3 separate regions of the Homo sapiens genome follow, and regions 1 and 2 are each linked to region 3. A link is an interaction called in ENCODE POLR2A ChIA-PET data of the cell type or tissue named here. Cell type or tissue: HepG2. All regions are shown on one strand.

Region 1 (2,500 bases), 210 kb after region 3:
TTTGGAGACAGAATCTCATTCTGCCACCCAGACTGGAGTGCAGTGTTGTGATCACAGCTTACTGCAGCCTTGACCTTTGGGCTGAAGCAGTCCTCCTGCCTCAGCCTCCCAAGTAGCTGAGACTACTGGCCCGCCACCATACCCAGCTAACTTTTTTATTTTTTGCAGAGACGGGATTTCACCATGTTGCCCAAGTTGGTCTTGAACTCTTGGGCTTAAAATCTTCCCGCCTTGGCCTCCCAAAATGCTGGGATTACCGGCGTGAGCCACCATGCCCGGCTTAAGATCCAAAACTTTTTTTGAAACAGAGTCTCACTCTGTCGCCCAGGCTGGAGTGCAGTGGCGCGTTCTCGGCTCACTGCAACCTCCGCCTCCCGGGTTCAAGCGATTCTCCTGCCTCAGCCTCCTGAGTAGCTAGGACTACAAGCCCCCACCACCACCCTTGGCTAATTTTTGTATTTTTAGTAGAGACAGGGTTTCACCATGTTGGTCAGGATGGCCTCAATCTGTTAACCTCGTGATCCGCCTGCTGCAGCCTCCCAAAGTGCTGAGATTACAGGCATGAGCCATTGCACCTGGCCAAGATCCAAAACTTTTGTTGTTGTTGTTGAAACAGAGTTTCACTCTTGTTGCCCAGGCTGGAGTGCAATGGCGCGATCTTGGCTCACTGCAACCTCCGCCTCCCAGGTTCAAGCTATTCCCCTGCCTCAGCCTCCCGAGTAGCTGGGATTACAGGCGTGCACCACCTCACCTTGCTAATTTTGTATTTTTATTAGAGATGGGGTTTCTCCATGTTGGTCAGGCTGGTCTTGAACTCCTGACTTCAGGTGATTCGCCTTCCTCAGCCTCCCAAAGTACTGGGATTACAGGCGGGAGCCACTGCACCCAGCCGATCCAAAACTTTTTGAGTGCTGACATGATGCTCAGAAAATGCTCACTGGAGCATTTTAGATTTTGGATTTTTGGGATGCTGAACCAGAGGAATGCGAATATTCCAAAGTCTGAAAAATCCCAAATTCACAACACTCCTGCTCCCAAACATTTTGGGAGTATATATCACTTAGTGCTATGAAGGCGTTGTGTTAGTATCTTCTGGAAAGTCTGATGCCATTCGGTCCTCATCCCATTATATGTGACCTGTTTTTTTCTGTGGAAACATTTAGGATGTTTTTATGTTTTTAGGACGCTTGCTTTATGACATCATGTTTTTTTTTGTTTTTTTGTTTTTTTGTTTTTTTTTTGCTGTTCACTATGTTTTGTGACATTTGAGTGTCTTTCATTTTAGCTCTGAAAGTTTCCTTCTATTTATTTGACAGTTTCCTTCCATCTGTTTATTTCCTCTCTTTTTTTCTTTCTGGGATCCTCATTTTTTTTTTTTTTTTTTTTTAACAGAGTTTCGCTCAGTCACCTAGGCTGGAGGGCAGTGGCACTATCTTGGCTCACTGCAACCTCCACCGCCTGGGTGCAAGTGATTCTCGTGCCTCAGCCTCCCAAGTAGCTGGGATTACAGGTGCGCACCACCACGCCTGGCTAATTTTTTGTATTTTTAGTAGAGAATGTCATCCAGGTTGGCCTTGAACTCCTGGTGTCAAGTGATCCTCCCACCTCGGCCTCCCAGAGTGCCTAGGATTACAGGTGTGAGCTGTGGTGCCTGGCTGTAATTTCCCCTTTTAGAAGTATCTTATTTTTATTTGTTGGATATATATCTCCTTGAATCTGAGGACATTGACTCTTGGTTTTTATTTTTTTTCTTTCTTTTTGTCAAACTCTCTGTGGTCTCCAAATTATTTGTTTGCTCGGGCTCTTTCCTCCTGGTGGGAGCTCCTGAGCGTTATGTGATGGGAGGGTGGGTTCTGCCTATCCACAGGCCTGAAGGCTCACGGGCCTCCTGATTTCCTAATGAGTAAGGCCTTCCTCGGGGTCTGGTTTCCACGCTGCAAGTTTCAGCTTCCCCCTGATAGTTGGCTCCTTGAGACACAGAACCATCTCAATTTCTCCAGAGGGAAACCTGAAACTTCCTGGGGTGGGGAGGGGTGGAGGGGGAATGGGCGGGAAGGAGGATGGGCAGGAGGGAGGGATCCCAGGGCTCCTGTGCCCAACACAGCCTTTCAGTTTGCCCTTTTGTTTTTTTTTAATAACCGCTTTATGGAGATGTAATTTACACATCATAAAATTCACTCTTGTAATGTGTACAGTTAGCGTTTTCAGTATATTCACATAGTTGTGCGGCCATGACCACTGATTCCATCACTGCTGTCTAATTCCAGAACATTGCTGTCACCCCAGGGAGAAGCTCAGGCCCCGCAGTGGCAGTCGCTCCCCTGCTCCCACCCTCCTCCCCCACCGTGCTCCCTTTCCCTCCCCCAGCTTTCATCCTCACTCCTGCCCTCCGCTCAGCCAGTCCAGGACCTTCAGCCTTCTGGCACCAGTGGCTGTCCCTGCCCTGCGGCGCCCCCATGGCAGACTCTGAGCCGTCGCCTCCTTGTCCTGCCCCTTGCCC
Region 2 (2,500 bases), 580 kb after region 3:
GGAGATAAATTGTTTCCTGGCTGGCTTCCCTGAGTTGGGGACCCTGGACGGCGGGGAGACTATACTCAGCAGAGCCCAGGACCTGTGGGCACATGATAACTATGGATGAATGAATGAATGAATGAATGAAGCATCTTGTGGGCACCATTTGTGAGTGAATGAATGAGTGAATGTGGCACCTTGTTAGGTACTCGGTAACTTTGTGAATGAATGAATGAGTGGCAGTAGCTGAATGAATGAATGAATTCACACTGGGTCTGGCGGTCACTGTGGGAGGCTCAGAGGAAACCAGCAGTTTCCCTTCAGAGGGAAGGGGGCCTTTTGAAGGGCGCTGGGGGCTCCTGGAGGGGTGGATATGGCAGGACACCACAGCTGGATGACAGCTGGGGCAGAGTTGGGGTGGGGCAGTCCTTGACCTCTATGGGATAATCAGGGGGTCCCAGCTCGTCCACTCCCAGTTCAAGGACTTTGGAAGGGATGGAGGATGGTGGGCGCACTCACCGTGTCAGGTGTGCTCCATGAGCTAGGGGTCCCTTGGTCAGGACAGCTGGCATGTGGGGGTGGTGTAAGGAGGTTCCGCCCAGGAGTCCCTCGGTGACAGTTCTGGGGGCGTCACTGAGTCTTGTCGGTGGTTCCCTCTTGAGATGAGAGGGTTATAAGACTGTCATGGCTGGCCCAGCCCTGGATCAGGACTTTTCAGGTCCCAGGCAGGGCTGGCAGTCCCCTCCCATTAAGAATCTTCAAGTCCGGGCATGGTTGCTCAGGCCTTTAATCCCAGCACTTTGGGAGGCTGAGGTGGGTGGATCACCTAAGGTCAGGAGTTTGAGACCAGCCTGGCCAACATGGTAAAACCCCGTCTCTACTAAAAATACAAAAAATAATAATAATAATAATTAGCTGGGCATGGTGGCAGGCGCCTGTAATCCCAGCTACTCAGGAGGCTGAGGTGGGAAAATTGAACCAAGGAGGCAGAGGTTGCAGTGAGCCAAGTTTGCACCACTGCACTCTAGCCTGGGCAACAGAGCAAGACTGTCTCAAAAAAAAAAAAAAAAAAAAAAAGAGTCCGGGCGCGGTGGCTCACGCCTGTAATCTCAGCACTTTTGGGAGGCCGAGGCGGGCGGATCACGAGGTCAGGAGATGGAGACCATCCTGGCTAACACGGTGAAACCCCGTCTCTACTAAAAATACAAAAAATTAGCCAGGCGTGGTGGCGGGCGCCTGTAGTCCCAGCTACTCGGGAGGCTGAGGCAGGAGAATGGTGTGAACCCAGGAGGCGGGGCTTGCAGTGAGCCGAGATAGCGCCACTGCACTCCAGCCTGGGCGACAGAGCGAGACTCTATCTCAAGAAAAAAAAAAAAAAAAGAATCTTCATAGACTCCAGCTCTCTTTCAATTAGTAAATACATAAAAGAATTTGGAAGGGGGGGATGTGTGTGTGTGTGTGTGTGCACTGACTGAAGTGTGACTGAGGATGGGGCTGCTGGGCCAGGAGCAGGTGGGGAGTCCTGGGGGGACGGCTGTACTGGACTCCAGTCCCTTACCGTGGATGCAGTAGCAACCCCCTTTCCTGCCACAGCCCCCAGACCTGGCACTCCGCTCCATCCACCTTTCTTTCTTTTTTTTTTTTTTTTTTATTTTGAGACGGAGTCTCACTCTGTCCCCCAGGCTGGAGTGCAGTGGCGCAATCTTGGCTCACTGCAGCCTCCGCTTCCTGGGTTCAAGTGGTTCTCCTGACTCAGCCTCCCAAGTAGCTGGGACTACAGATGTGTACCACCATGCCTGGCTAATTTTTGTATTTTTAGTAGAGAAGGGATTTCACCATGTCGGTCAGGCTGGTCTCAAACTCCTAACCTCAAATGATCCGCCCACCTTGGCCTCTTAAAGTGCTGGGATTACAGGCGTGAGCCACTGCGCCTGGTCCTCCATCCACCTTTCTGAGGTCGAGCAGGAATCCCAGGGGTTGGTGTAGGATTAGGAGAAACCAGATCCACAAGGTACTCTTTATATGTGGTCCCTTTCTCTGCATCCTGGGTCTCAGTTTCCCCATCTGTGCTTGTGGGGAGCAGATGGTCCCTCCTATGGGCTGCTCTGAATATGTGCTCACCCCACTGCTGGATGTGAGAGTCCCCTCAGTCGCTCTTGAGGGACAGAACCAACATGAGCTGAATTGGATCTGAGGCTAGGGTGCTGTTGGGGGGGGTCACTGCCAGGCCTGGCATGTCCCATGGGTCCCTTGAAGCTGGATGGGGAACTGGGGTGGAGCCCACTCCCCTGGGGCAGTCGTGGTGGGTGAAGCATAGGCTGTGGTCAGACCTGCCTGGCGTCCAGGCTCGCTGTGCTGGGTGACCTCTGGAGAATTGCTTTACATCTCGGAGGTCCCTTCACCTCCCGTGAAGGAGGGGATAACGGGACTGAGCCCATCGGGCCCCGAGAAGGATGAGGGCCCTTGTGGCCCATCCCTGGCAGTTCTGTTTTCTCTGGGATGGGCTGGCCCGAGGAGG
Region 3 (2,500 bases):
AGCTGGGACTATAGGCGCGGCCCACCAGCCCGGCTAATTTTTTTTTTTTTTTTTGTACTTTTAACAGAGACGTGTTTTCACTATGTTGGCCAGGCTGGACACGGACTCCTGGCCTCAGGTGATCCGCATGCCTCAGCCTCCCAAAGGGTTGGGATTACAGGCGCGAGCCACCGCGCCCGGCCTACAAGGAAAAATTTAAATTAAAAAATTTAAAAAGCCGGGCGCGGTGGCTCACGCCTGTAATTGTAGCCCTTTGGGAGGCCGAAGCAGCAGGATCCCTTGAGCCCAGGAGTTCAAGACCAGCCTGGGCAACATAGGGAGACTTTGTCTCTATTATTATTATTATTATTATTATTAATTTCTTTTAAAGAAAGAAAAAAAAAAACTCCCAGGACTGACCTGAGCCCTTGGCTCCTCCCAGACCACTCAACCTTAGTCATAGCCCTCGGAATCCCCAATCCCCACATCTGGCTCAGCCACCCCCGCCCCTCCACGTCCCACCCAGGTCACCGAGGCAGAGGAACTTCTTCAAAATCTGTTTCAGCAGTCCCTGTCTGGGCCCCAGGCCTCAGTGGGGCTTGAGCTGGTGAGTAGCTCCCATTCCCTGGGCGCTGGACCTTAGGTGGATGGGAAGGCTGCGTCCCAGCCATCATGACCACAGAGTCGTGCCTCTTCCCCAGGGCAGCGGAGTGACGGTCTCCAGCGGGCAGGGTATCCCCCCCCCTACCCGGGGGAATAGCAAGCCGGTGAGCGGGGCTCGGGGACCCTGGAAGGTCGGGGGTCCAGGTGAGGCCAGCCTCCTGACTGATTGATCCCCCTGCCAATACCCCCACCAGCTTTCCTGCTTCGTGGCCCCGGACTCCGGCCGCCTGCCATCCATCCCTGAGAACGTGAGTGGGGAGGGGTCTCTGGGGGTGAGAACAGGTCCCGAAACCCGGACCGGGGATGCAAGATCCAGGGGCCCGTCCACGCCCAGAGCGACTCTCTGATCCTCAGAGGAACCTAACGGAGCTGGTGGTGGCCGTGACTGACGAGAACATCGTGGGGCTGTTCGCGGCGCTCCTGGCCGAGAGAAGAGTCCTGCTCACCGCCAGCAAACTCAGCACCGTGAGGCGGGGTCCGCCGGGCCGGGGTGGGAGCAGGGCCTGGCTCCGCCCCGGGGGGCGGGACAAGGGGGCTGATTCCTGGCTCTAACCCTACTGCGCGAGACCCGAGGGCGAAGTCCTGGCCCCGCCCCTTCGAAGGTCTTGGAGAGTTGAACTCTGGCCCCGCCCTCGTGGGAGGGGGCTGCGCTGCAGCTCCTCCTTTTTGGGAGTACTGTGCTCAGGCTCCACCCACTATGGGCCGCAACACGTCTGGCTCCACCCCTCCGGACCCTCAGGGACACTGAGAACTAGGGACTTATACACGTGGGAATCCAGGGACCCAGGGACCCAGGGACTCAGGGACTCAGAGATCTGAGGACCCAGGGACCCGAATACCCAGGGACCTAGGAACACAGGGACTCAGATAACAAGGGGCGCAAAAAACTAGAGACCCATACTCCCAGGGACCCTGAAACCCAGGGTCAAAGGCAGACGTGGAGACTGGCTCCACCCCTAGGGGCGGGGCCAAATGATTGCCTTCCGGCTCCACCTCTTTGGGTGGGGTTACGTCTTGGATCCACCCCTAGGGGCGGGACAAGGGCGGTCTACGTCATAGCTCCACCTCTTTCGGGGTGGAGTCAGTGGAGGCTCAGTCCTTGCTCTACCTGCATGGGGAAGACTCAGGGGTGTTGCCTATTAACTGCGCCCCTTACAGAGAGGGATCAGGACGGTATGAGTCCTGGCTTCACCCGCTTAAAGCACTGTAAGTGGCCAAATTCCTGGTCTCCACATGATTTCTAAAGGGGTTCGAGTTGTCACTCATTATCCAGCAGTGGATGGGGAGGGGGAACAGGAGACTGGGGACGTGGGAAATGCAGCTGGAAGAGACCTCGCGCTAGAGGGTCCAGGCCCTGACTCCACGCCCCGCCATCGCTCCCCAGCTGACCTCGTGCGTCCACGCGTCCTGCGCGCTCCTGTACCCCATGCGCTGGGAGCACGTGCTGATCCCCACGCTGCCCCCACACCTGCTGGACTACTGCTGGTGAGCGAGGGCAGCTGGGAGGGGCAGGGCCTGTGGGCAGGCCCTGGGGGCGGTGCCTGCATGACCCCGTCCCCTCGGTCCGCAGCGCGCCCATGCCCTACCTCATTGGAGTGCACGCCAGTCTCGCCGAGGTGAGCGTGGATCTACCCAGACGACGGGGACGTGAGGGTTCCCCCTTCCTCTACATCCCCAGATGCCCTCCTCTGCCAAGGACTCCCGGGCTCTGAGCGGCCGACCCCGCTTTTCCGCAGAGAGTACGAGAAAAAGCCCTGGAGGACGTCGTGGTGCTGAACGTGGACGCCAATACCTTGGAGACGACCTTTAACGACGTGCAGGCGCTGCCTCCAGACGTGGTCAGTGTCGCCCCTCCCAC

The links. Peaks named below come from ENCODE experiments on the same cell type or tissue, not always from the same donor. Only the 100,000 strongest peaks of a DNase experiment are listed, where the experiment ranks them.
Region 1: POLR2A ChIA-PET joins it to region 3 with 5 read pairs; 6 of 35 experiments call an interaction of 5 or more read pairs at or near these places.
Region 2: POLR2A ChIA-PET joins it to region 3 with 5 read pairs; 4 of 35 experiments call an interaction of 5 or more read pairs at or near these places.

What each region holds. Positions count from the first base shown.
Region 1 is chr19:6,263,780-6,266,279 of GRCh38, reverse strand. The region is part of intron 2 of MLLT1 (MLLT1 super elongation complex subunit); the gene reads left to right. Among named protein-coding and RNA genes, the nearest start is that of MLLT1, 15 kb to the left of the region's middle. RefSeq lists an enhancer at 2,247-2,500. In HepG2, no CTCF peak of the experiment used is centred here; no DNase peak of the experiment used is centred here.
Region 2 is chr19:5,898,011-5,900,510 of GRCh38, reverse strand. All of the region lies in intron 1 of NDUFA11 (NADH:ubiquinone oxidoreductase subunit A11), which reads left to right. Among named protein-coding and RNA genes, the nearest start is that of NDUFA11, 4.5 kb to the left of the region's middle. In HepG2, no CTCF peak of the experiment used is centred here; no DNase peak of the experiment used is centred here.
Region 3 is chr19:6,475,464-6,477,963 of GRCh38, reverse strand. It overlaps DENND1C (DENN domain containing 1C), which reads left to right. Exons shown (of 23, transcript NM_024898.4): 7 at 506-586; 8 at 681-746; 9 at 837-890; 10 at 997-1,107; 11 at 2,027-2,127; 12 at 2,213-2,258; 13 at 2,379-2,480. Among named protein-coding and RNA genes, the nearest start is that of DENND1C, 5.1 kb to the left of the region's middle. RefSeq lists an enhancer at 1,630-2,369. In HepG2, no CTCF peak of the experiment used is centred here; DNase peaks (open chromatin) are centred at 1,273 and 1,623.